7 separate regions of the Homo sapiens genome follow, and regions 1, 2, 3, 5, 6 and 7 are each linked to region 4. A link is a loop called in an ENCODE intact Hi-C map of the cell type or tissue named here. Cell type or tissue: endothelial cell of umbilical vein. All regions are shown on one strand. Region 1 overlaps LOC101927421 (a long non-coding RNA gene). Region 2 has its middle 180 kb from the start of ZNF608. Region 3 overlaps LOC124901056 (a long non-coding RNA gene). Region 4 has its middle 80 kb from the start of LINC02240. Region 5 has its middle 150 kb from the start of ZNF608. Region 6 overlaps LOC101927421 (a long non-coding RNA gene). Region 7 overlaps ZNF608 (zinc finger protein 608).

Evidence for each region. A loop is a pair of places that touch in the nucleus more often than their neighbours do. Peaks named below come from ENCODE experiments on the same cell type or tissue, not always from the same donor. Only the 100,000 strongest peaks of a DNase experiment are listed, where the experiment ranks them.
Region 1: a loop joins it to region 4, with 7 times the contacts of the local background. A loop is called at or near these places in 4 of 110 quality-filtered maps.
Region 2: a loop joins it to region 4, with 3 times the contacts of the local background. A loop is called at or near these places in 4 of 110 quality-filtered maps.
Region 3: a loop joins it to region 4, with 25 times the contacts of the local background. A loop is called at or near these places in 3 of 110 quality-filtered maps.
Region 5: a loop joins it to region 4, with 8 times the contacts of the local background. A loop is called at or near these places in 3 of 110 quality-filtered maps.
Region 6: a loop joins it to region 4, with 6 times the contacts of the local background. A loop is called at or near these places in 3 of 110 quality-filtered maps.
Region 7: a loop joins it to region 4, with 8 times the contacts of the local background. A loop is called at or near these places in 11 of 110 quality-filtered maps.

Annotation. Positions count from the first base shown.
Region 1 is chr5:125,225,710-125,229,709 of GRCh38, forward strand. The region is part of intron 4 of LOC101927421 (a long non-coding RNA gene); the gene reads left to right. Among named protein-coding and RNA genes, the nearest start is that of LINC02240, 270 kb to the right of the region's middle. In endothelial cell of umbilical vein, a CTCF peak has its summit at 1,803 (motif pointing right); no DNase peak of the experiment used is centred here.
Region 2 is chr5:124,925,796-124,929,795 of GRCh38, forward strand. No RefSeq gene overlaps it. Among named protein-coding and RNA genes, the nearest start is that of ZNF608, 180 kb to the left of the region's middle. In endothelial cell of umbilical vein, no CTCF peak of the experiment used is centred here; a DNase peak (open chromatin) is centred at 2,166; H3K27ac peaks cover 270 bases.
Region 3 is chr5:126,098,804-126,102,803 of GRCh38, forward strand. All of the region lies in intron 1 of LOC124901056 (a long non-coding RNA gene), which reads right to left. Among named protein-coding and RNA genes, the nearest start is that of LINC02039, 79 kb to the right of the region's middle. In endothelial cell of umbilical vein, no CTCF peak of the experiment used is centred here; no DNase peak of the experiment used is centred here.
Region 4 is chr5:125,411,275-125,415,274 of GRCh38, forward strand. No RefSeq gene overlaps it. Among named protein-coding and RNA genes, the nearest start is that of LINC02240, 80 kb to the right of the region's middle. RefSeq lists an enhancer at 392-891. In endothelial cell of umbilical vein, a CTCF peak has its summit at 1,640 (motif pointing right); DNase peaks (open chromatin) are centred at 867 and 1,667; H3K27ac peaks cover 2,582 bases.
Region 5 is chr5:124,598,106-124,602,105 of GRCh38, forward strand. No RefSeq gene overlaps it. Among named protein-coding and RNA genes, the nearest start is that of ZNF608, 150 kb to the right of the region's middle. RefSeq lists a silencer at 1,384-1,598 and an enhancer at 1,702-1,761. In endothelial cell of umbilical vein, no CTCF peak of the experiment used is centred here; a DNase peak (open chromatin) is centred at 1,636; H3K27ac peaks cover 2,753 bases.
Region 6 is chr5:125,042,374-125,046,373 of GRCh38, forward strand. The region is part of intron 2 of LOC101927421 (a long non-coding RNA gene); the gene reads left to right. Among named protein-coding and RNA genes, the nearest start is that of ZNF608, 300 kb to the left of the region's middle. In endothelial cell of umbilical vein, no CTCF peak of the experiment used is centred here; DNase peaks (open chromatin) are centred at 1,038 and 1,568; H3K27ac peaks cover 1,738 bases.
Region 7 is chr5:124,649,120-124,653,119 of GRCh38, forward strand. It overlaps ZNF608 (zinc finger protein 608), which reads right to left. Exons shown (of 10, transcript NM_020747.3): 4 at 491-578; 5 at 1-14. Among named protein-coding and RNA genes, the nearest start is that of ZNF608, 96 kb to the right of the region's middle. RefSeq lists an enhancer at 2,915-2,964. In endothelial cell of umbilical vein, no CTCF peak of the experiment used is centred here; DNase peaks (open chromatin) are centred at 842, 1,292, 2,292 and 3,042; H3K4me3 peaks cover 709 bases; H3K27ac peaks cover 3,984 bases.

The sequences.
Region 1 (4,000 bases), 190 kb before region 4:
GTGTTTCCCCCTGCTCACCTGGGGCTCCATTGTCTAGTCAGACTTACTCACAAAACACAACTTCACAGGCACAATAAAACATTTCAAGAGGCTGATACCAGAGCATTAAGCCAAGTGTAGCTGAGAAGGGCCCTGTGTGACCTTATAGTCTGCAAGACCATGTAGCCAGCCAACCCAGCCAAGGATTCTCATCTAGTCTGGAAGGGCTTCCTGCACAGGGGTGGATGTGCAGTCTTGGTGTTCAGTAATGTCATATTTCTTTATTGACTTTAAACCAACCCACATTCAGTCAGGGTCCCTTTAAACCTAACATCAAAAATTACCCTTACCCTTTTGGAGGCCTCCTCCCATGAATAACGGTCCCGTGGATGTTACACAGAACAAACATCAAGGGGGGCTGCTGCGTTTCTGTTCACCATCTTGGGGGTGGGTACTCTGCAGCTTCCCTGTCCTAGAGGGTCTTCGGCTGCATAAGGATCAGTTGTCTTCCCAGATGCCCCCATAGCCAATGCACTGTGAGGTTCTGCTCCTCTGCCGGTGACTGCTGGGACTGTGGGTCCTGAGTCCGAAGATCTGGAAATCCACAGAACAGTCTCCTTTCCCAGCTATGGGAGTATAGACTCTTCTCTCTTCTTCACCTAAAGTTCTCAAGAAGCTCAGGCTTCCAGAAAGCAAAATCCAGAAAGTGGGGTGCTTCTATCTGGTAACACAGTTGTCTCCCAGGCAAGGGATCTTCTGGGCTGTCGTTTTGGAGAGTGTGTGTGTGTGTGTTTGGTGTGTGTGTGTGTGTGTGTGTGTGTGTGTGTGTCTGTATGTGTGTGTGTGATGGGAGAGAGGATGAAGGGGGAAATAGGGTAGCAAAAAATGCAGAGCAATAACACACGTTGAGACTCATTCTCTTAGGTGAATGAGTGTCACTGAGCACCCAGTCTGTGTCAGGTACTTTCAAGTTTCTAGGAATAAAGCAGTCAACAAAACAAACTCCCCATCCTCATGCAGTTGACATTTTTATTAGAAGAGATAAGAGTGGGCAAATAAGTACATAAAATATGCTGTGCATTCAGGGGGAATGTTATTTAGAAAAACAAAGCAGTACAGGGGATAGGCTATGTCTAGTGGGGGTTGTTATCTGCTAGAGAGAGGTCCCTAATGTCAGTGATGATGTGTGAGCTGAGACCTGGAGGGGTTTTGGGAAGAAACCCCTTCACCCGTGTGGGTGAACATTTGAGGGCAGAGCATTGCAAGTAGAGGCTGTGGACTGGAGCAAGCTCCGCACATGTGAGGGAGGGCGAGGGGCCACTGGGATTGTGTGGAGGTGAGATCAGAGGTCGAACAGTTGGGAGGAGCAGAGCTGTTCACCTGTAGGTCACTCTACAACCTTGCTTTTTTTCTGAGAGAGTTGAAAAGATGGGTTTGAGAAGAGGAGGGGCATGGCAAGAGTTCTGTGTTAAACACAAGGATCCCTCTGGCTGTTATATCAATGAAGCATCCTGCCATGGAAGGCCCTTAAATGCCATTAAACCCCACTGTGCTAGCACAAGTTGCCCTTTGGAAGCTTCTCTGGGTTTATTTTTGGGGCACAGAGGGATAATGGGAATGAGGTCCAGCTGCTGCAATGTGATGGTTACTCCTTGGGACATATTTGTGCTCCTGAGGGATCTTCCTAGATGCCTCAGGTTTCCCAGGGGTAGCAAAATGTGGCTGCTTGAAGCCATCCCCGAATTATTCCAATACCTTCAAAAATCAAGTTGTTGAAAGTGTGAACAGCAATTCCGGAGCACTCTCTTTCCATTTCTGGCCACAAGGGGCCTCCTTTCCAAGTGGTCTGGCTGTCAGGGCAGCTCCTCTGCCTGGAGGTTGGTGTTGCCTGGCACTTTGCATGGCTGAAAGACCACCACCATATAAACAATAACAAGGCCTGTTGGCTTTGAAATTGGTTATGGAGGCATGAGAGGCTCTGCCCTGCTCAGCTCTCATCAAGATGAAATCGGCCAGGTCAATTTGGAAAAGACATTTCCTCTTTCTCCAGGCTGGCTTTACTGTAAGAAATGGCCTCTGACTTTGAAGATGGTCATGAATGGTCCACTTTTTGGGAGAGGTCAATGTTTCTTTTATTTTTTCCGTTGAAACTGAGGTCAGCAAGCGATAGAAAAAGCAGATCCCTGTTTTTCAGCTGACTTCATCACCCGTCTACAAGGTCATGCTTAATGAGTCACATCACTGTTCATATCACTTGTTAAAATGTACAGAATTTTCTACGGCCTGTCTCTTTCATTTTAAGTGTAGGCTCAAGGGCTTAGATTCAGAAAAATCTGGGGAAATCTGACAGGCTTTAATTCCAAAAATGAGAATCTCTGATATTTCTGTTGTTCTTCCTTTTAAGTAGCTCACTGAAACATTATACATTTTACAGATTGAGAAGTGTGGATTTTAGTGTTAACTGTGTTCTCTTTCCCCATGCACACATCTTTACACCACCTTTTCAATGTAACTGAAGATAGAAGAGCAAGACAGAGAGAGATTAGAACTGTCAGAACTTTAAAATGGGAAGCACCCTGACAGACTAGAAGAAAAAAAAATAAACCAAGACTTGTTAACGCTATAATTTCACTGAGGGTAGGTATCTTGTTGTTGTTGTTGTTGTTTTTTTTTTTTCATTTGGTTGTTTTGCAAGCTTAGCACTGTGGAAGAAAAATAGAATGTCAATAAATTCAACATCGAACATCTATTCAATGAGTTATTTCCTAGTAGGAGGAAAAAAAATTGAACCAGTCTAGGCAGTCTAGAGGGAAACTGTGTAAATGACTTGTAACTAAGAGGATATGACCCTCTGCATAATTCATAATCATTAGTCTAAGTGACACTTCTGCAATCACTCTGCCAGGGCACTCTAATATGGTGGGGCTGGAACCCAAACAGTCCACTCAGCAGCAGTCCCTATATGATCAGATTTCTCTGAAAGACAACTCCCTGGAAGGCTATATTTGGGCTGCAGGACATATATATATATATATATATATATATATATTTTTTTTTTTTTTTTAACAGAAGATGCTGGCTCAGCTTCATCATGTGTGCAATTTAAGGGTTGCTCAAGTGATTCTTTAAAACTGCATAAAAGCAATTCTGCTGTGCCTGGGAGACAGTGTTGCTACAATGTTCTGTGCATACATCTGCATGATTTCTCAGAGCTAATTCAAATTTAATGCATTGGTAATTCCTTTTTCGCCGAAGCCACCCAGCAGTAATCTGAAGGTCACAGAATGATCTTTCGGCTCAAATAACACTTTTAGACTAGCATAAATGGAGAGGCAGAAATATAATGGGCAGAATTAGGCTTGCAATGATACATTCACCCTCATTACTACCCTGAGTGAGGCTGACCAGAGTTTAGAGTGTTTTTAAAAGGATAATCATAATAGAGTGTTAATAAAACTGAGAGTCAAACTATAGCAGTCTTTTATCAGAAATGGTGTAATAACCAAAATGACAGCATGTGAACAACTTAGAAAATATTTTCCTAACAATTGAAAAGACTATTCTCAGGGTAAAATTAAGGCTTTGATTGAAGCACTTAGAAGAACCAACTCAATCTGTGGGGCATCAGAGACTAACAATTTAGGTTGGTTGTCATAAAAATACTGACATCCAATTAAAGTCCAGATGAATAATAAAAAGAGTAAACTGGGGAGTATTTTAAATGAATTTAAATAAGCTTTTTAAATTTTATAATAAAATTATATTTTTATAAAAAATTGTGAAGATAGTTCAAAGAATTCCCATAGGTCCCACATGCAATTTTCCTAATTATTAACATTTTATATTGCTGTGGTTGATTTGCCATAATGGAAGAACCAATGCTGATACATGATTATTAAATAAAGTCCACACTTTACTCAGATTTCCTTAGTTTTTACCTACTGTCCTTTTTTCTGTCCCAGGATTTTATCGAAGATATCTCATGATATGTAGTTAGTTGTCATGTCTCCTTTGGCACTTC
Region 2 (4,000 bases), 490 kb before region 4:
TGAAACATTAGAAGCATTTCCTTTAGAATTTAGAGTAATTTAGAAGTGTCTAGAATAAAGGAAAATATGTATTAAATAGCAGTGCTATATACTAGTAATAATCACTTTTTTAGTAGTATGAAACTTGGTGTCAACAGAAACTTTATATACCAATGAATAGCTTTAACAAAAAACGTGATAGACATGTATGAATACTTACAGTATATTCTGAGAGGTGTAAAAATGTAAAAGATTTCATGCAGATACATAATTGTTGATGTACAGGTGGACTGAGTATTGCAAAAGTGTTAATTTTTTTCTTGAATATATGAGTTTATCGTAGTTCAAAACAGAGTTCTGATGGGCAAATTTTTGGTACAGTAATGATCATAGCAGCACTATTTTTAATAGCCAACAACTAGAAACAATCAAATGTCCATAAATGAGTAAATAAACTGTATATTCATTCAATGAAATAATATACAGCAAGAGGATGATTGAACTACAACTACAGCATCAACATAGGTGAATCTCGCAAACATAATAATGAACAAAGAAGGCAGACACTAAAGAGTATATACTTTGTGATTCCACTCGTATAAAGTTCCAAAACAGATCCAAATGATCTATGATGCCTGGAAGGGATGCAAGGGAGACTTTTGTTCTGGTAATGCTTCTTTTCTTTTTTCTTTTGAGAGGGAATCTGGCTCTGTTGCCCAGGCTGGAGTGCGGTAGTGCAATCTCGGCTCACTGCAACCTCTGCCTCCCGGGCTCAAGTGGTTCTCCTGCCTCAGCCTCCCAAGTAGCTAGGATTACAGGTGCCCATCACCACACCCAGCAAATTTTTGTATTTTTAGTAGAGATGGGGTTTCACTTTCACCAGTTGGCCAGGCTGGTCTTGAACTCCTGACCTCAGGTGATCTGCCTGCCTTGGGCTTATTTCTTGATTTGAGTGCTAATTGCATGTATTCATTTTCCAAAAATTCTTAGAAATTACATGTATGGGCCAGGCGCGGTGGCTCACGCCTGTAATCCCAGCACTTTGGGAGGCTGAGGTGGGCAGATCACGAGGTCAGGAGATTGAGACCTTCCTGGCTAACACAGTGAAACCCCGTCTCTACAAAAACTACAAAAAATTAGCTGGGCGTGGTGGCATGCGCCTGTAATCCCAGCTACTCGGGAGGCTGAGGCAGGAGAATCGCCTGAACCTGGGTAGCGGAGGTTGCAGTGAGCCAAGATCGCACCGCTGCACTTCAGTCTGGGCGACAGGGTGAGACTCTGTCTCAAACAAACAAACAAACAAACAAAAAAGAAATTACATGTATGATTTGTGCCCTTTTCTATATGAATGTTTGATAAAAATTTAATTTAAAAATATCAATTGTTTTTTAAAAATGTGGACATACTAATTTAACCTTTCATCTGCAAACTAGACAGTAACAAATTAGCTTAGAGACTATTCAAAAAGAAAAGTAATGAAAACTGGCTGTATCATATATAAAATGTATAAGAAAGCAGGAATGAGTGAAATGCTCTGGCAATAGCAGGGGATCATTGGATAGAATACAATGTATGATAGAGATGAAAGGATAACTCAGTGGGGGGAAAGGAATGAATGATCAATAAGTGATGTTGTATTTTCAAATCCTCCATGCAGCTGGGTACACCCATGTGACCACATTTTGGCTAATGAGATGTCAACAAAATTGATAAATGCCACTTCCAAGTCTTGCTCCTTAATGAATTAGGGTTGTGTACCTTCCAGCCTCACTCTGCTGTCCTTTTAGTTTGGAGAAAATGAGATTTAGAACAATTGCCCGAGACCCAGAGACGGGAGCCACTTGTCAAGGATGGCAGAACCACCTTGTCAGGCCCACACCATTAACTGTGAGAGAGTTGATCTTTTAGCTTAAACAAGCCCTCACTCAAGGAGAGAGGATTACATAGAGGCATGAAGGTCTGGAGGTAGAGATATTAGAGGTTGCCTACCACAGGAAAAAAATCAATTTAGATCCTCACTTAACACTATCTCACTTAACACTGTACCAGAATAATTTGCAGATGAGTAACACATTAAAATGTAAAAACTCAAGTAATTCCTAAAAATAGATGAAAGTATATGTGTGTGGGTATTTTTTTTTATCAGATTGGAATGTTCTAAGCTTAAAACAATGGAAGCTCTCGCTCACAGGCTGGGTTCTCCAGGGAGCAGACACTGCAGTTGTCCTAGTATGTGAGGCTTATTGGTGAGTCATGCCTGTGAAGGGAGAAAGGGAGGAAGCAGGAATGGGCAGGGAAAGGTGAATCTGAAAAAAGTCGAGTAGTCCAATGAGGAGCTCTAGAACAAAGATTTCCCGTTAGAGGAGTCCCAGGTTGGGCGACATAGCTGAGCCTTGAACCAGTTTCTTGCTCCGTGAGTGGCTAAGGGCTGCCCTGAGTATTAGAGCAGCCTCTTTTTGAAAGCTGAGGAGAACCCTGAGGAACTAATAGCTAGAGGTTGTCTGCTGTCCACACCCTTTACCTGGGCTGCAGGCCTATTTTTGAGAGTGGATCTGAGCAGAGTGTTTCCGTCCCTGCCACAGTCTACCCCTTGCAATCTATGAATCCACTTTTCTGTACACACATAGGGAGTAGCTCCTGTGGGGCTCTTATAGGCTCCCTCCCCGAGGAGAAACTGAGAAGTGAGAAGTCAGTGGGAAGAACTGCACCCCCATCGCTGCAGTTGCTCTTCAGGACGCAACCGGCGCTCATCCTCTCTCTCCTCCATCATCCATTCTAAAACCCCTGCCACTCAATTACCACCTCTGCTGGTCTTGGTGGCTTATCTGAGGTGGGACTCTAACCCTCATCTGAAGGTTCGGAGCCCTGATAACCGAAATCTTCAGGCTGGGCTTCAGTGATCAAGTGATCCTCCTGCCTCAGCCTTTCAAAACACTGGAATTACAGCACCTGCCTATTCAGACAAGAAAGTATCTTAAGAGACACCTCAGTGGGTCACCTGCGTTCCATACATGGAGTGACAGCGGTTGGACCTCCTCCAGATGATGGCAGATGACTAGTAGCTGACTTTCTTTTTGCCTGTTGTTTCCTGGACAAAAGGAGCCCTAAGTGACTTGGTGGCAGTCATAGCTATTAGCTCAATGGGATCTGGATTCTCCTGTTAAGAGTGCTTCATTTGGGATCAGGTCCTCTAACTCTGGAGCTCAGAGTTATGGGGAACAGGAAGTAAAGATTTTTACAGATGGTCACTGGTGGTAATGGTAAGCAGAGCTATTCCTGCTTCCGCCTCTTGGTTTCCCCAAGTATTCGTCTCACTGCGGACACAGAATTATATACATGTCTCTGATTCAATGCACATACCCTGAAGGATGGCATTTCATCCTCACAGAGTGCTGCCTCGGATCTGGCACTTCAGCAGGCCACTCCAATGCTCTGTCAGGTTGGCAGCCTCTGGGTGGTGATTCAGCCTGTGGATGCTGTGGGCATGGGCTCACGCCTTCACCTCTTCTGTTTTAAAATGGGTTCCCTGGTTAGATGTTCTTTGTGTGGGATTTACTGTGTATTAACCATTCCATAACCCTTGAATAGCAGTGCTGGCTGAGGCTGTGTGGTAGGAAAAGGCAAACCCATATTCAGAATAGGTTTCTGTTCTTGTGAGAACACACTGTTAGTTGGCCCCTCTGGGATGGAATGGGTCCACTGTAGTCAGCTTGCCACCAGATCACCCATTCGTCCGTTCAAGAAATAATGCCATGTTTTAGGTTCAGCACTGGTTTCTGTTGTTGGCGGATTGAACATTCAGAGGTGGCAGTAGCTACAGAGGCCTTGGTGAATAGGAGTCCATGCTGATGGGAATATGCAGGGCCTCCCTCTCTGCCACCACTTCATTTATGTGCCCATTGTTTTATCACTGGGGTGCCTGCATGAAAGATGGCTATCATCAACTGGCTGCATCATTTTTCTTCCTTTCTTTTAGAGACAGGGTCTCACTGTTGCCCAGGCTGCAGTGAAATGATGTAAT
Region 3 (4,000 bases), 690 kb after region 4:
ACAGATTTCAGATATAGATACCACCACCAGTAGGGTCTGGGCTGGCTGTTCATTATCAAACAGAATAATTTTTACAGCGAAACATATGGATTTCATCAAAAAATGCTTTAAAAATGAAAAAAGATGGTAAATAGCCTTATAAGGGTTCAGATCAGATTTTTCCACCAAGTAAATTTGCCATAATTGTACAGGAAAAAAAAATGCTTTTCAGGCCCTTTTTGGTTTAAGAATCAAGAATAAGGGACTGTCATTTTTACCATAAATGTTGGCTCATCACTTTTGGAATGGAATGATCAATAATTGCTTCTGTAGCATTTCTCCAGCACAAGAACATCCTATGTCAAAAGATCTATTGGAGGAAGTGATGTGAACGGTTGATGTGCAAGTAAGTACTGTAATGCCTCATTCAGAGTCTCCTAGCCAAGCACTCCCAAAGCCAGAGAGAATGAGGCTGGGCAGACAGCTTTTCTCCTGATCTATGATCAATATCTCAGGCAGAGAGCAGCACTGCCCCTAAGTTAAGATACCGTCATCACTCAAGTGTGTTTGAGCGAAGCTCATTGAAAAGAAATGAGGGATGGCAGCAGCTTGCTGCCTTCTGCTTCCACACTAATTGCCCCAGGATCCTGCTGCTTTTTCTCCTCGATGTAATTTTCTTCTCCTGGACTGTGCACAGGCATTGCCATCTTTTAAGTTCCTGTCCCTGGGCACAGGAACTTATGAAGAGAATTAAGAGAGTTGTCCACACTCCTGCTAGTCGAGGCTTCCATTCAGAAAAACTATTTGCATTTTATCTAATGATGGAGTTATTGTTTTTAAGCATTTTACCCATCTTCTTAATTTCCTTCTTGATGTTTTGTCTTGGGTAATGCACCCTCACTTCACACTGAGGCTGAGCTCATGATATTCTTCTTAAAACTGGCTGCCCTCCTGTCATCTCCTTCCCACAGCCAATAACTTATGGAAAAGTTAAAAAATAAATTTTAAAAGATCTTTGAAATATTTTTGAGGCTTGGATATTATTTGTAAATGCACTTACGTAAAACAGTTTATTCTCCAAGATAATGAAGAAATAGAGTATGATTGTGTTATTAAATAATGAACTGTGATAGACCTGGATGTGTATGGCAGGGACTGCATTGCACATAACTGTATACAAAAGTTGTGATCCCTCTTCACATTGGGTGAAGAAGATATATGTAAGTGAGAAGGTAACTAAAATTCTAAGGTATCTATAGGAACAAACACGAGTGATACAGATAATAAATGATATAAGGTTGCTTATAATATAGAGGTGGATGCTTTAATGAAGTCTAAAACAACAATAGTTTAAAAAAGAAAGAATTTATTTCTCTTATGTAAGTTCCTATGGCAATCCCATTCTGCAAAGTAATCAGATGTCTAGACATCTCTTATTCTTGCTCTGGCATTCTCATGGTAGAGCATTAGAATGATGCTCTGTTTTTCTTTCATCCACATGGTCCAAAATGGTATGCCCCTTCACTAAAGCATGTGACTCAGAAGGTAAACACATCATTTTTATTCATACCTTGCTGGTCACACCCACCTGCAAGGGGGGTTGGAAAATTCAGTCTTTCGCCTGAGTGTTTATGTGCCATCTAAAAACTGAAATTCTATTGTGTTAAAGGAAAAACTTTAAACAAATTAAACATAGCTTATTTGGACAGAGAACAATTCTTAAATTGGGAAGCACCCAAAAAGTCTGTTAAATTAAATAGCCAGGAAGCCATTGGCTTGATGAGTTTGAAATGGGAGAGTTCCCTGACCCCCTCCCAGGATATGCAACAGGGGTATGGCTTGTCTGTTTGGCCACTCTGCACTCAAACCCCTTACGGGAGGGGGAGCATGCAGATGGACAGGTGCAGGAGCCAGGGCGAGTGCCCCTGGACTCCGGCCCCATGGCAGTGTCCAGAGGTGGGAGACTGTGACTCCCAAAGCCCAAGTGGGCATGTGTTACAGTGCACTCTTTTAGCCTTGCCATCCACAGACAATTTAAGTGTTAAATAGCTCAGTGGGCCCTCTGCCTTTTTGCATGGGCAGATGGCCAGTGTGATAGCTTTCTGCATCCCAAGTTCTTGTCCAGCATCCAGGAAAAATCAGTTCACACACGGACTTGAAGAATGAATGCAGGGATTTTATTGAGTGGTGGAGGTGGCTCTCAGTGGGAAGGAGTGGGAAGATGATCTTCCCTTGGAGTTTGGCCGCCTAGTGGCCAATCTCTCCAATCATCTGCAGCCAAACTCCCCTTGCCGTTCAGACGCTCTTTCTCTTCTCTCTGCCATGCCATTCTGACATTCTTCTGCTCTTCTGTTTATCTCCTTGTGGAGCCGGGGTTTGGGGTTTATATGGATACAGGACAGGAGGGTGTGGTGGACCAAAATGCAACTTTGGGGCAGGGAAACAGGAATGCCTCTTCTCATTTAGGGCCGCAGGTTTCCAGACTTGAAGATGGGGCCTTTGCAGGGGTACCACTCTCTTCTACCCAGCATTTTCTTGTCTCCTATCCATATCAATTTCTTCATAATTTGAGTTTCTACCACAACATAACTTAATATACAAACAAACTTTATTTAGGAGTATATTTTCTGATAAACAGCCAAGTTTCAGTCAAACACAAGTAGCCAAGCTTCAGCCAATCACAGGTAGATAACTGACGAGATCATGCCCAAATAAAGTAAATGTCTCATCACACCATGCCTAAATAAGATAAGTAGCCAATCAGGTGATTTATATACTTTGTTTCGGTGTTGAGTCTAAAAAACTCACTGCCCATGCCTTTGAATGGAGCTCTTTGAACCTCTTCTGGTTTTGAATGCTTCCCAATTTAAGAATTATTCTCTGTTCAAATAAGCTATGTTAAATTTGTCTAAAGTTTTTCGTTTAACATAATTTCAGCTTGTAGATTGCACATAAACACTCAGGTGAAAGACTGAATTTTCCAACCTCTCTTGCAGGTGGGTGTGACCAGCAAGATATGAATAAAAACGATGTGTTTACCTTCTGAGTCACATGCTTTAGTGAAGGGGCATACCACTTTGGACCATGTGGATGAAAGATTTACAGGTGCAGGAGCCAGAACGAGTGCCCTGGGCTCCGGGCCCATGGCAGTGTCCAGGGGTGGGAGACTGTGACTTCTGAAGCCCAAGTGGGCTTGTGTTACAGTGCACTCTTTTAGCCTTGCTGTCCACAGATGGCTTAAGTGTTAAACAGCTCAGTGGACCCTCTGTCTTTTTGCAAAGGCAGAGGGCCAGTGTGACAGCTTTCTGCATCCCGAGCTCTTGCCCAGCATCCAGGAAAAATCAGGTCACACTCGGACTCAAAATGATGAATTGGGGGGTTTTCCTGAGTGATGGAGGTGATTTTTGTAAATGGTATGAGATAAAGGTCCAGTTTTCCCAGTACCCTTTATTAAAGAGACTACTGTCTCCAGTGTGTTTTCTTAGCACCTTTGTTGAAGATCAGTTAGCTGTTAAGTGCATGGATTTATGTCAGTGCCATCTCTTCTCTTCCATTGGTCTATCCGTCCATTTTTTATGCCAGTACCATGCTGTCTGAATTAGCATAGTTTAAAACTCTACAAAAAAAGACAATTACTGGCCAATATTCCTGATAAACATAGATGCAAAAACCTTCAACAAAATACTAGCAAATTAAATGCAACTACACTTTAAAAGGATTATACACCTTGATGAAGTAAGATTTATTCTTGGGCCACAAGGATGGTTCAACATACACAAGTCAATAAATGTGACACACCACATTAAGAAAATAAAACATAAAATCATGCAATCATCTCGATATATACAGAAAATTATTTGACAAAAGTCAACATCCTTTCATGATTAAAAATCTCAACAAATTATGTATAGAAGGAATGTACTTCAACATAATAAATATAATATTAACTGTGGGCTTGCCCATAGGTGACAAGCCCACAGTTAATATTATACTTGATGGTAAAAAGCTGAAAGCTTTTCCT
Region 4 (4,000 bases):
AAAGCCATTGGCAATGTGCTATCAAATCCCCACCCCCAGCAGCAGTCTACTCTTTTTTAATGTCTTATTTCTCTTTCTTTGTCAAGCATCTGTTATCAGGAATGGAGCCTGTTAGCTGGCAATTGGAGGTGCAGGAGGAACTGGAATAAAGAGGGGAAGGAGAGTGGGAACGCCAGGCAGGACAGGAAAGTGGGCTCTGGAATGTTCACATTTGATCCCCTGCACATTCTTTCTTTTTTTTTTTTCCTTTGGTCTGTTGCAACTTGTCTGTGAACCATACGAAATTCAGAATAGAAACTTCCATTTTTAGAACTTGAAATCTTTTCATTTTCATACACACACAAACGGAGGCAGCCAAGGCCACAGGATATCACAAGAAACATAAGTGTCTCATTGACTCTGAAAAGACAGTGACACAAATACACTTTCACAAAATGCTCAGCTGGGTCCCAGCCTGCCACTTGGCCCTTTCTCCCACTCCTCCGTTTCATTGCATTGAAGGAAGAGACATGCACTGTGTTTCCTCCTCAGGTTTTAGTAATTAAAACAATATTGTAGCTCTTTGAAGTTTTATTTGGAAATATACTGCGCTTTGTTCCCTCCAATGCTGCCTGGCTCACACAGCCTATTTGGCGCATTTGGCATCTCTTTATCCAAGGGAAGCGCTTTTCCCGGGGTTGGTATTTTTTTTTTTTTCTTGGCATCACAGCATTGAAGAAGGCACAGAGGAGTGAGAAAATGAAAGTCCCCCTTAACAAAGGATTGAGCTGTGACTTCTTAAGAGAAAAGGTTAAATTGACTGGCTGCGTGTCTTGGAGTGAAACAGGAGAAGGGCTGCTTCCCTTTTTACTCACCGCCAGTCAGAATAATTCATTTCCTAAGGCAGCCTACCTGTGACAGTCACAGGTGACCTCCCAGCCTGCTAAGCTCGGATGATTTCCCCTTCCCATTGCCCGAGTGCAGCTCCTGCCAGAAGACAAATGTACTGCAAGTCGAAGACATATCTGTAGTGCGGAGGAAAAGCAGCCTGTCTACATATGTCATTTTAAAGCCTCGCACGGAGATTTTACTGCTTTCTTCACACTCTCACACTTACATAAATACACCCACACAGTACAGGCAAGTTCCCCAGACTCCCAAGCGTTTCTCTCCCATTAGGAGACATTTTAAAACAAATTAGCACCCTCCCCAAAAGCCTATTGGCCTAAATGTGTTTATTACTTTGTTTGCTGTTTTAAAAACTCTTCCTAAAGGCGTCAAACGAGGCTGGGGAGTTCCTACAGAATTAAGCACACCCTTCGTCTGTTGAGGAATATACACATTCGACAAAGACTGAAATCTCTCTTTTTTTTTTTCCTCTTGACACAGCGGCTGGTGACACATAAATGTACTTTTTTTCCTTTGACAGAGTAATAAAAATCTCATTATCTCTGAATAGGCAGCAATTTCGTTATCTAATCTTTTTACCAAAAGGTTAGTTAATTAATCAGAAACAAATCCTGATGATTATTTCAATAGAATTAGAAAGACAAATCACCAGAGTACAGCTAAATAGGGCAGGCCTGCGGTTTCACCTGCTCATTGCCATGCAGGCCCCGTGACTGTCAGGGCTCCTCCAGGCAGACAGCCTCCGGAACAGCAGCCAGCAGATGGCTGCGCCGAGCGGCCAGCCTGCCTCCGCTCCAATGCCTGTGATCCCATTACCTCACTGAATCCGTTACCAGGGTAACTGTTAAATTGCTGTGAAAGGCATGGTAATAAAGTAACCTGTCACATTGGCAATAAAAGGAGCAGAATTTTCCTGTTCACTGAACTTTGCAGCTCATCAATACTCACTTGATGGAGAAATTCACCACTACTCCTGGGTCAGCCACAGGAATCTTTCCATAAGGCTTCTGAAATGCAAACGAAAGTTTATGTAAACACAAGAAAAGATAGAATTAAAAGCTGGATTCTTAGCTGCACAGAGCAAATGCTTCTTTTTCTGTGCAAGGGCTCTGGGAGCTTGAAGAACATCAGATTGCTCCCTTTGTTTTTGTTGTTTTTTAATTTAAAGCATGCTAGATAAAAATAACCTTTGCTGGGGAAAGACAGCTGTGATTAATTCAAGACTGGGAAAACAAAGCACGAGGAAAAAAATCCTTTGTTCCTAAAATCTGTCTTTCTTTTTTTCAGATGCTATCTTACTGGCTCTTTTTATTAAAGGGTCAGGGTGCTTTAAAAAATGATTTGGATTTGAGAGTTTTTTTTTTTTTTGTTTTTTTTTTTAAGAATGGAGAGCCTTGGTTTTCATAAGCATAAGGAGTTGAAAACAGCAAGCCCCCTTCTTCCAGCCCACCCCAACAGTTAGGGCTCATCAGTTCTAACTGCAAAGAGATGAATGTGTTCTGAATGTATGGTGTGGTTCTGTCTCCCCCTCCTTCTATAAATGCCCTTCAAAGATTTCTATGTCATGGACTCTAGTGGTGACGCTACCAGGTATAAGATTTACTAGAGTTAATTGAGTGGGGTTCTTTGAAGTAAGAAAAGAGAATAGCCAAATGCTTTCTCAGTATTAAAGAATAAGCAATAAGTTGAAAACCCTATTTACCTCAATTACATTTTGCAGCCAGACCTACAAACATACATGGAAAGTGGGAGTGGGGTATATCTATGCTGCCCTCATTACTAGGCATTTGCAGACTTCACGCTTTTGGCTCCATTTGGTGCTGTCATTAATTAGTCAGTATTAACCTTAGAATACTTTAGAGCTTGCCTATTGAAATAACTTTGGGCACACTCCTTTTTCTCCCTCCCTCCCTTTCACTTGCAAGTGCTTACAGCTTGTTAATAAAAAACTGACAGTATTTCTTTGACCAGCCAGCAGCAGACATAAATCGTACTTCTAGTTGTAGCTGCAACCCATGAAAAGAAATGCCTCCAAACAGGAATTGTCCTCATTACAGGCTGCCCAGCATGGAATTACTGCAGAGCCTCACTGGCTGGCCACATCAGATAGAGCCTTCGACTGGCATCTTAGACAGGATAGAGCTTTTAGGAATGAGGTGGCAATGTGCTACACATTAAAAAGTAGATGAGCTAGTTTTCAGTTAAAATCAGGAAAATGAAGGCTATGGCTTCATGGTATCCAAATTTGTTTAAAAATGGAAAATATTTTCTATCCTGTTGAAAGCAATTCTTAAATATAAAGTCACAACACACACATATATGCATATACAAACACACAATGTGAATTGAATTGTAAAATGTGTATTCTACTACTGATATTTAAAGTGTTCCCTGTAATTATACTTCTCACCCTTCTGCATTTTCATACGGTTCCAAGGAGAGAAAGAAGTAGAATTACAGAGGTAATTACTTGTGAACAACCTCTCCTCCCCCCAGTCATATGCTGCCATCACTATGAAGGTTTTCCATGGGTGTCAGGGAAGGAGGCTGTCTTTTTCTACACCAGAGATGGTCCAGCTAAATTTGGAAGAATAAGAACTAGTTTATATAATAGCTAAAAATGAGCTAGATCTTTAGATCAGGTGCTGTAAATACCAATGGTGCCACGAGAATTACATAAATGTGTGAGGTCGGTTGGATGTGAGAAAATGGAAGATGGTGGGCTTGTCATCCACTGGATAATCTATTCCTTCTTTAAAGGGGACAGTATTATTTAACTGCCATCTACTCTTTCCATGTAGCTAAGGAGAGTCTCCTGTCATCACATCTCCCGACTTTTCAAGAGAGTCAGCCCCAGATAAAAACTTGAATCGAATTATATTAGTTTGCTGGAGCAGCAATAACAAAGTATTAAAACTGAGTAGCTTAAACCAGTGGTCTCCAACTTTTTTAGCACCAAGGACTGGTTTTGTGGAAGATAATATTTTCATGGCCAAGGTGGGGGCTGGCAGGTGGTTTTGGAATGAAAGTGCTCCACCTCAGATCATCAGGTATTAGATTCCCACAAGGAGCACACAACTTAGATCCCTCGCATGCACAGTTCACAGTGAGA
Region 5 (4,000 bases), 810 kb before region 4:
AACTGCTTGAGCTCACAAGTTTGAGAACAGCCTGGGCAATGTAGCAAAACCCCACATGTCTACAAAAGATACAAAAATTAGCCGGGCATGCTGGTGCACACCTGTAGTCCCAGCTACTCAGGAGGCTGAGGTGGGAGGATGGTTTGAGCCCGGGAGGTGGAGGTTGAAGTGAGCCAAGATTGTGCCACTACACTCCAGCCTGGGTGATAGAGCCAGACCTTGTCTCAAAAACAAAACAAAACAACAACAACAAAACTGTGCTGTCATGGTTTTTGGAAAATATATTCACATACCACATGAGAATATATTTGAGATAAGTCAAAAGATCTTACTTATTTAAAGTAAGCCAATGGAAACCTTTCTTTCTTTGTTACCAATAAAGCTGCAGTAGAATAACTTCTAAATACAGACTAAATATACTTAAATATCATCCATATTATTATAAAGTTAAAATGAAGTTATATAAATAGTAATAAATACAACAAAGACAGTGACCAAGAAATTGATCATTTCTTATATGAGCTAGCAAGCATATCTCAAAGTCCTACACTGTACACTATAATTTGAATTTATTCCTCTGTAAAAAGTCATAATCCCACATTCCAGAGGTTTAAACTCCCCAAATCTGAGTGAGCAAATACCATGTAGTGAGGCTATTCTATACTTTCATAAATTTGATTTAAAAATTATATGTTAATATTTATGGTAAACTGTGCAATGAGGCAATGTAGATATCTATGCATAACCACAACTATAAAAGGGTAAGTCTGAGTCTTTTTTATTTGTTGACATATTTAAAGTGATTTTCATATGTTCAGATTTCACAAATATTGAATTTTACAAATGGAAATTACCTTGGAGATCCTCCTTGAAAAGACAGAAATCCAATAAAGTATAATTGTTAGACCTGGGAAACACCCTAGCTGGTATGCTACGCATTAGATATCTGACTTTGAGCAAAGTTCTTAGTTTGCTGAGATTCCATAGGAAACAGCAAAGCTAACTGTATTTACCTTTCAGGGCTTTTTTGAGGGTATGATGGAGTATTGCGTGTCAAGCTTGTAACACTGCCTGGCACAGAATACGGGCTTAATAAACACAAGCTGTTGTCATCAGTATCATCAACAATAGCTTCGTTAACCTAGAAAGGTTAAGTGAGGACTTGACCATGATCAAACAGCTGTAATAGTAAATGGCAGAGTTAGGGCTTGCATTAAGGTTTCCTGAATTTTCATACAGTGCTATTCCCACTAAACCACAACTGCCACTGATGTTTCATCCAGTTTTTAAGATCACATTTTTAAAAGACTGATTAATGTGGTGTACCCTGCAGCTTCTGTTCAGCTTCATTTCAACTTTTCAGTGAAGCCACGGGAACCGTGTGTGATGTGAGATGAAACTGCAGTTGAACGGGGTCTTTAAGCCCGTTAGAGAAATTTCTCTTGTGTTCCATTAGTTTAATTATGACATAGTTAAACAGACGCTGAGAAATTTCAAACCTGGGAACATTTGCCCACAGAGGCACGCAGGCCCTGGCAGTAGCTCTTAATCACATTCCTCAGTCAGGTGTCAAGCAGAACAGAGGCACAAGCACACAAGCAAGTTTTGTTTAGTATACCTCAAAAAGCCAGCCAAGTGGCAAATGTGGACATCTGTTCTAGACTGTGGCTGTCCTGTTTTTTCAGTCTAATCTGTCAAGATAACCATTTCCCCATTCTCTTAAACAAACACAGACTTCCTTGTTTAAACACTATAACAGTTCTAACAGAACACACAGCTTTTAATCATTCTGTGTTAAGTACACTGGCAAGAGTCTGAGAAAAGAATCAAAACATCTTAAATGTAAACTGGCTGATTTTGCTACTTTGCAAATCCCAGGAAACAGAAAAAAGAAACCTGAAATTCCAGATAAAAGGAGTACAACATTGTAGGAGAGACTGCAGTGAATTTTACATTTTTAATTGAATTGGAAATGCAATTGTGAACCCAGTTCAGCTTCTAATGAAAAGAGCGATCTGATCATGTTTTATTTTTTCTTCGAAGTTTTGCAAATTTAAGTTCATTTGTTCCAATGGTTTTGTATATATTTATAAAGGCAACACTAACGCTTGAGCAGAGTGATATTTTCAGGAAAGCTATTTAAACACAGAGCAAAGTTACTTCTCTACTAACTCTCTTGAAAGCCCTTTAGCATAAAGCTCTGTCATAGTGCAGAGCACATTTTTTTCCATATAATATTTGAGAATAAAAATGTGAAGGGTGGGGAGAAAACCTGTCACGGTGGAATAAGCAGGAATATTGACAACACTGAAGTTCGGGTGTGCTTCCTGAGCCTCGATACTTACTCTTCATTTCACTTGCAAAATATCCAGGCTCACCCTGAGATATGAAAAAGTTAAAATTTACATAAAACCTGTTATGTTTTCTACTTGGAGAAAAATGAGGGTTAAATAATCCAAACTCCGCTCGTGGCTCACGCCTGTAATCCCAGCACTTTGGGAGGCTGAGGCGGGAGGATCACTTGAGCCCAGGAGTTCAAGACCAGCCCTGGCAGTATAACGAGACCCCTGTCTCTACAGAAAATTTTAAAAATTAGCTGGGCACAGTGGTGAGCACCTGTAATTCCAGCTACTCAGGAAGCTGAGGTGGGAGGGTGGCTTGAGCCTGGGAGTTTGAGGCTGCGGTGAACTATGATTGCACTACTGCACTTCAGCCTGGGTGACAGGGAGACACTCTGTCTCTAAAAACATAAAAATAAAAATAAAATAATAATTCAAATTCTACATTGTCCATGCTTGAGTGTGGTTCATGGACAGGTTTTCATCCCAACCAACTTAAGGTCATATCCCGGTTCTATGACTTAATTGTGACTGTACACAAGTTAATAAACTTCTCTGAGCCTTTTCTATGAAATGAGGATAAAAAAGTATCTTACAGAGTTCTTGAGAAGATGAAAGAAGACACATTTGCAATGGTAAGTGCTTGATAAAGTTAGTACTTTTTTTTTTGAGATGGAGTCTCGCTCTGTCACCCAGGCTGGAGTGCAATGGTGCGATCTTGGCTCACTGCAACCTCCACTTCCCGGGTTCAAGCAATTCTCCTGCTTCAGCCTCCCGAGTAGTTGGGATTACAGGCACCCACCACCACACTCAGCTAATTTGTGTATTTTTAGAAGAGATGGGGTTTCGCCATGTTGGTCAGGCTGGTCTCGAACTCCCAACCTCAGGTGATCCACCAACTTCAGCCTCCCAAAGTGCTGGGATTACAGGTGTGAGCCACCGTGCCTGGCAAAGTTAGCACTTTATTTTATTTTATTTTATTTTATTTTTGAGATGGAGTCTCACTCTGTCGCCCAGGCTGGAGTGCAGTGGCACAATCTCGGCTCACTGCAAGCTCTGCCTCCTGGGTTCACGCCATTCTCCTGCCTCAGCCTCCTGAATCACCGGGACTACCGGCGCCCACCACCACGCCCAGCTAATTTTTGTATTTTTAGTAGAGACGGGGTTTCACCGTGTTAGCCAGGATGGTCTCGATCTCCTGACCTCGTGATCCACCCACCTCAGCCTCCCAAGGTGCTGGGACTACAGGCGTGAGCCACTGTGCCTGGCCAGTACTTATTATTAAGCAGAATATCCATTAACACCTGTCAAAATTGGACAAAGTCCCAACTGACATAAAATTCAGGTTTAATAAAGATTATATACAACATATGAATTACCAACTTCATAAAATTAGAAAATAATTTAACAGTCAAAAACTAAACCTGTTTAAGAGATTTAATGCCAGGAGTGTAAGTCTCATGTCCAATTCCTTAGGTGAATAAGTGGCCAGAATTTGCACAATTTTCACAGTCATCCTAACACCGCTAGCTGGGCCACAGTGGGACACAAGTGGGACCCCAGTCTAAAAACTCTGGCGTTTGGCTGCCTTGTAGACTGTGGTCCAACCACAGATGGCTTGACGGCACTAGTAGATTGGGACTGGCTGGCCAGTCAAATCT
Region 6 (4,000 bases), 370 kb before region 4:
CACCTGCCAAAATTTCCCTTTGCAACCAGGAAAGCCAGACCCTGACATGCAAAGCCTCTTGGACATCTGGAATGAATTCCTTTTGTTATGTGTGTATGGGTGCTTTCCAAGAAAGGGAAGTTCCAGATTTAAGAAAGGAGTGAGAAACTTTTATCAGGAAAAATTATTCACAATTAAGAGGTACTTTGCTCTAGCTGTGGGTCACAGGAAAAGTTTACAAATGTCCAGTGAATCTGCTTCTTGACTTCTCTGAGTTCTGCAGTCATAATGAATTGTGTTCTTCCTTAGCTCTTGACAGAAGTCACCCTCTAAAGTTAGATCTGAGCAAAGAGTCTTAATTGGCCGATAGATCCCAAGTGACTTTTGGTTCACATATGGAGAGCAGTTTTGTTATGTCAAATCCCAGCAGTTTAGCTTTGTGTCTAACTCTGGATAAAAATGTTGATATTAAACTGGTAGCAAGTAAAAGCAATTCTAATTTTATGTTGCATAAACTAAAGCTCCTTCTTTTGACAAAAACTAAAGGATTTAAAATTACTTCTTGTTGATGTCTCTATAAAACTATGAACCTTCTAGAGGCTCCAATATATCGAATTACATACACATGTACATTCACACCTACAGAAGTCACCTATCTCCCTGAATGAATTTATGTTTATGTAACTACTTACATACTTGTGCCCAAAGGCTTATATTCATGAATGGAAATGGACCCTAGCTGATGGTATTGAGCAGTAAAATTTTATGTGAGAGTTTTGGGTCTTTGCTGCTGAGATAGGAATCTTGCTGAATTTTAAAGGTGACTAGTTAAAAGAAATAAAACATAGTTCACCCTTTCAGTTGGAGGAGAACAGAGTATTTAACAATAGGTTTCCTCTTTGAACTGATGTTCCATGGGAAGAATGGCTGATAATAAATGGAAATGGTGGCTCGAAGAATGTTGTAAGTTTACTTCCTGAGAGAAGTCATTTAGAATCTATCATTTCTGAGGCAGATATAATTTCACTGATCCTTTTGTCTCTTTATATTCTTTTGTCTCTCTATATTCTTTATATCCTGCAGATTTGGCACTAGTTACTATATTTCTTTGTGTTGACCCTGGTCAAATGAGCTTGAGCTACATTATTGTTGTTTCTTGTTTTTCTCTTCTTTTTTCAATGACTCACATTTTCACTAGATTAAGAATAATATTAACCTCTTTTTGGTGTAAAGTATAGCACTGTGACATGTAATATCTCATTGTAACTGAGCTTTGCAATATATTTGCAAGGAAAGTAGAGGTGGTAGCAATATCTCTGTTTGGCATATGAGGAAACTGAGGCTTAGAGAGCCTAAGTGAATTTCCTAAGCTTTCACTGCCAGGACCAAAAAGAGCTCCAGCTTGGTTCTCAGTCTCATATTTCAGATGCTTTTTCCAACATACTTCATTGCTTTTACTGGGCAACTGGCTTTCAAACATGTGGTGTGCACAGTTGGTATGTGTGGGACATTCAAGTGAACTTACCTAAAGGCAACAGAATAATCATTTGGAAGGACTGACCCAAATAGACACAGCTCTCTACCCGTGTGAGCAGCAGGTTAGAATGTGGGCAGGCAGCCCAGAATGTGTCTCCTCCCGGGCAGACAGACAGGAATCTCTCTGGAGACTGGCCAGGAGGCCAGAAGGTCTCCCAGAGACTCAAGAGGGCTGCCAGGAGGAATCTATAATGATTCCATTTTAGGTTTAAAGGACATTATAGTCACAGCAGGCGTATCTAGTACTATACATGATGCTGACACAAATGCACATATATTGGCGTCTGATGTAGATAGATGATATCTTGCTGTGAAGGGTGAACGAACAGGCAGTTTTCTACTTTTAACTTTCAGTCAAACCAATCAACATAAACCAGCCAGCAGCGTATGTGGGATGACAGATACTTCCAGATCTTTGCTGATTGCACTAGCCGGATAATTAATTTGGGCATAAGTCATGGTTGGACTCCTCTGCCACTGCATGTTCAGATTTTTCCCACGACTGATTGTGGCAGAGGCTGCTAATTTTCTACCCAACATCCACTTCGTTCTCCTTTTTCAGTAATAGGACTCTGTTTTTGTAGAGGACAGCCAGAGTATAATTAAAAGACCATTTTCTACATTTCCACTTTGCAGCCAGGAGTGGCTGTGTGGGTATGTTTTAGTCAGTGAAAGGTTAGCAGAAATATGTAGGACTTTTGGGAGATTTTCTTAAAGAGAAGTGGATTGACCTCCCTTCTTGCTGCCTGGAATGTGGGTGTGCTCTAGAAGCTATCTTGTAAGTGTGGTGACCAGGCTGCCATCGTAGGAATCTAAGAGTAGGGGACAGGCAGGAGCTTGAGTCATCCAAAACTCCATGAAGCTGCTTTGACAGTCTTGGCCTGCTGACCTCCAGACTTATTTTGTGTGTAGGGAAATATGCTTCTAGCTTGCTTAATACGCTGTGGTTGTTCGTTATATTGCAGTGGGGACCTTACACCAAGTGATGCCTAGATGGGCACATGGTGCTAGAAGAGATCTAAAATGCGATAAAAATACAGGTGAAAAAAGATTTTAAAATATAAAGGAAGAAATAATTTGGGGTCTAATAAGAAAAGAAGCGAGTGATTGTAGCTGGGTGATATTTAACTCCGCTGTTTTCCAATTCTTTCTGCTCCTGCCCTTTGCCCTACTCTTTAGGCACCACTGCCCTGATGGCAGAAATGATACAGAGAGCAAAGTGTCAAATTACTGGCTTCCAAAGGTCTGTGTAGGCTCTTAATAGTCTATAGAAAATATCATAATGTTTTTAACTTACGTGACTTTATTATGGAGAATTTACAACTCACTCAAGAGTAGGTGGAGTTGTATAGTAATCCTCTATACTCGCCATCCAGTTTCAACAACCATTCATCCTTGGTGAATCCTGTCCCATCTACACCTGCATCCACTTCTCTCTTCTCATTGCTTTTAAAATAAATTTCATATTTTGGCATAATTTTAGATTTATGGAAAAGTTGCAAAGATAGGACAATTTTCACATACTCTTTACCTATGTCTCCCTATCTTACGATTCCATGGTACGTTTGTCAGAATGAATATGTTAGTATTGATGTGAAACTATTAATTAAATCTAGACTTTATTCCTATTTCACCAGTTTTACCACTAAAATTCTTTCTCTTTTCTAGAATTCAATCCAAGATACTACATTGCATTTAGCCCCTTGTTATTTTGAAGCATATCCCAGGTATCAAGTAGTTTTACCTTTAAGTATAGTTGGCCCTCCATATCCATCAGTTCCACATCTGTGGATTCAACCAACCGCAGATTCATTTTTTTTTTTTGTTAAAGATGGTTGCATTTATACTGAACGTGTGCAGATTTTTTTTCTTGTCATTCCCTAAACAATACAACTATTTACATAGCATTTACATTGTATTAAATGTAAATCATCAAGAGATGACTCAATGTATGCAGCAGGATGTGAGTAAGTTATATGCAAATACTACACTATTTTATATCAGGAACTTGAGCATTTGTAGATTTTGGTATCTGTGGGCGTCTTGGAATGAATTCTCCAGGGACAACAAGGGACAACTGTATTTTAGTATACATCTCTAAAAGACAAGGACTCTTTTGCTTTAATGCAAATACAAAGTAATCATCACACCCCCAAAATAGCAACGATTCCTTAATATCGTCAACATCAAATCAAATATTTTCTTGTAAATGTCATGTCCTTCTTACACCTTTTTTTTTTTTTTTCTAATCCTGGATCCAAACATGACCTGAACAATAAGATTAGCAAATATGTCTTTTAAATATCTTTTATTCTATAGATTTCCCCTCCATTTCTCTCTTTTTTTCTTTGCAATTTATTTGTTGAAGAAACAAGTTTGTCCTGCAGTTTTGCCATCCAGGTTTTTCTGATCATATCCTTGAAGAGTAGGTACCTGTGTTACACTATGCTTTGCATTTTCATAAATTGACTGTAGAGATTGATCG
Region 7 (4,000 bases), 760 kb before region 4:
GTGACTCACAAAACCTATGGAAGCAAGTAACAGATGTGAAAATGAGCATCCCCAAAAGAGCCAGGTGAAATCACAAAGTACACAATGCAGTAAAGAGGAGTCAACACTCCAGTAGCTTCAGGGCTGGGCCCAGTCAAGGAAAAGACTGACAATTTCCAACACCTGCAAAAGAACAGGCGACCAAGGGCTTATATTCTTCCTCAGAAAAACCAAAGAAAAACAGCTCAAGTAGCTAGCTTCCAAACCAGTTCAAATTCCCACTTTGAGAAAAAATGAAAACAAAGACAGGAGAGAAGGGGTGGGGAGCAGAGATCTTCTGATAGAAAAGAAATTTAGCATCTGCATTTTACTGCGTTCAATCCTAAATTGCTCATTTCTCCTTTGCCTGGTTTCAATTACAGGCACACTTTTATGTATTATGAATCTCTCTCTACAGTTTCCCTGCAAAGAGAGGATGGGGAAGGAGAGAAATAAAAGGCCCTGTTCATACCTGGGAGGGGCCCAGTCGTGCTTGGTGCAGTCCAGTAGGGTTCCCACGTACGTTTTGTTCCTCCACGTGACATTGACCACTAGGACACCTGCAGGAGGCAGGGGATGAAAAAGGATCATAGTTACCACTGATTACTGTTATTTCCAGTTCACTTATTATTTTTTTCTCTTTTTTTTGCCAGCAAGTTCTATTCTCATTTGCTTTTAAAAGCTGTGGTTTGCATTCTTCCTCTTTCTGGTTTCAGTGACCTCAAGTTAAAACCCACAGGAAATAATGTGTGTTGTGCATTCGTGCGCGTGCGCATGTGGTACAAAGGAGTGAGACTGTGTGTGAGAGTGTAATCAAGATACTGCTGACAGAAGGAAATGGTTTTTGCCATGTCCTGCTGTAAAACAGCAACACTCACCTCTTAATTTTTCTATTATTACACATAATTGCTTTCGTTTGGCAAGCAGCCAATATAAACTAGCGCCAGTTACCAGTGCTTAAACCAGAGGGTGACTGAAAGGAATCGGTTTTGTTTCCAATTCAACAATATAAAATGATGGTGATTTTTATTAAGAAAAAATAATTATGCAGGTGCATAAAAATAGGCATAGACAGGAGAGTGGGGACTCAAGAGTCCAGATAGCAGACAATCAACTACGATTTCACTTCCCTAATCCTCCCCTCTTTGACTTTGTGAGACAGTAATCAGCCTGGGTACCGTATCTGTTTCAGTGTTTGGTTTTGTTTCATATTAAGGACTCCTAAAATAGCCCTCTTAAGAAAACAAATGTGCACAATAGATTTACTCTTGGGGTTATCTTTGGAGTCAACTTTGGTACGCATTTGCCTCAGAGGATTAGAAAAGAAATCTCAAAACTAACACACTCGTTTCCTGCAAGCCATTCTGCTTTTTCCAACTGCTTTTCAGACAGACAATTTAATTTAGCACTGCATCTGTGAATTACTAAACTTAAGTGTGCTTAGTATACCAAATGTCACAGAGAAAATATAATATCCTCTTTATTTCTGAGAGGACAAATGCCAAATTACAAAAATCACTTCTTTAAAGCATATTTTAATAGAACCTTGATTTTGAGACATACATAAATTATTAGGGTAAAGAAATAAAATATTTAACTGAGCCTTTGTTTTCTTTTCTGCATCTACCCCTACTCTTTCTTGGAAGCACCAGAAGACATTAGTCAAAATCTGTTTCTAGCTAGTTTGCTCACTTGCATTACCATTGCCATTGTGAATTTTACAGAAAACCTGTAGTGGGCTCCTTTACAGTAAGGGAAACCTGACAAGGTAAGACTCATTTCCTTGGGAACCTTTTAACAGCAGGTAAAATATTTCAATGGTTGGGACTCAAGTAATGGAGAACGATTTCTTTCCAAAGTCTCAAAAGGAGATTTTAAAATTGTTTCCCATATGGTCTATGTTGCTATTACTTAGGCAACAGCTGAATTATTTACTCTGTGTTAATTCAGTGTACTGTAGCAATAGGCTAGCAGGGGAAAGGCTAGGATGGAGCAAAGCAAGTATTTCCTCAAATCATAGCTGATTCCAATGAAATTCCCTCAGGAAATTTTTTTAAAACCATTGTGTATAAAATTTCCTATTGCGATGAGAATCCATGGTAATTAGGCATTTGGTCAAAATCTGCACAAGACAGAACAATTGGAGGAAAGGATTCTTTATGAACACATCCCTTCAGGAAAGGGGAGGGGGTGGGAGAGGAGGCAAAGGGGAAGACTGAGCTGGTTTTCTCATCATCTTCTCTCTGGGGCACTGTGTGTGGTGTCAAAGACCTTTGCAGCTGCTTAAAATTCTTTAGCATGTCAGCTATATTTACAGTGCAGGAATATATCTGTACTGCCAGAAGGTTACTGCATTTTAGCTTTAGATCCAATAGGCTGAATCACTGCGTTCCAGAGTCCCTGATGTAGCACAAATATATAATTAAAATTGCTTGAAAGGAAACATGAAAGAAACAACAAACCTTCCATTCTTGCAGTAATAAAATTAAAAACAGGAAAAGTCTGCACAGACACTTAACATTTGTCTGCAGTGAAAGGCTTTTGTTATTGCTTTTCCCCTAAGGGTTTCGCGTTTCCAGAGAACGCTGGCCGCGGATTGGCCGGCGCCCGCTGCGAGCACTCGCGTCTGATTGGCTGGGCCGAGGCGGCCGCCCGGAGCACAGAGGCAGCGGTCGGGTAGAGGTGAGCGTGGCGGAGGCAAAGGGACGCATCCCCCACGGCGCGCTGGCCGTGCGGGGCTAGAGGGCCGCCTGCGCTGCTCGGCTCCCTCGGTGCACGCGGGACACAGGCTCATTCGCACTAACGAGTCCGGCCGTGCAGTGAAAGCTTCGGTCTGCGTGACCGTGCTGCGCTCCCCGCGCCACGCGGCTCCACACAACACGCCGGCCCACGCAGAACCCTCAGAACGAAATTCACCGTCTCAATACAGGCTCAAGGGAAACCTGGAGTCTGAAAAAAGGAAGGGACCCAGGGCAGGCAATTAATCACTGGTTATCTGGGGCCACAGGTTGAAGCTGTCACAAAGGCTAATCTGCAGTTGCAACTTCCTCACTGTAAAATTATTCACATCTCCTGCTGCTCTTTCTGGAAGCCACACAAGCAGACCTCTTATCGAAGTACAAGTGATGCCGTTGTTATTTGCACTCGGAAGGAATCAAGTCCTGGAAAGAAAAATCCATTTTCAACCTCAAAGGGCCTAAATAAGTAACCCTTATTTTTCCAGAAGCACTCCGTATTTAAAATGCTCAAAACAAATGCTTTACACCCAAGGAGATTTTGAACAGTCTCCATCAAGCAGTGCTAATTAAATATGTGTGCTTGTGTCTATCTTTCTTTATATGTACGAGCCGCTTCACAATGCCACAGAGTGTTTAAATCTGCCCACAATTCACATCCGAATATATACAGGCACATGTTTACACAGCCAAATCTGCCACTCTATATTGGAATGAAGGCTTAAGGAATGTTTCTCATATAAACTACACAGTGTACTGTTTCTTTGTAAGAAGGTCTATGTTTAGACAACACCCCATTGTGAAGGGCCAAGTATAAAGGCGGTGTTTAGGTTCTAAAACTTGTAAATGATTTATCATTTTGCTGAAATCTCAAAATCTTGAACATTTTATAACCCACAGTCACATAAAGCAGACTACACTTACTGAAGGCATAAATGCCCATGATGAAAATTAGTTCTTTAAAAGTGCAAATTTGTATTTTATAAATCTGGGCATAAAGTTCTATTTCTCACATGTGAATTGGAAATAAGTGTACACTTATTCCAGAAAGATTAGTTTCTTTTCACGCACATTTATTCAAACATCTAGCCAGTGAGCTAGGTGTTGGGGACGTTCTATACAGGTACTTTTCATCTTTATATTCAAGTATTCTACCAGGTTTATTATTCTTCCCTTTCCACCCATGGACTGGGCCTGGCCTTTGTCAGAGAGCTAATGCCCTGTAACATTTCATCTGAGGCTTATTA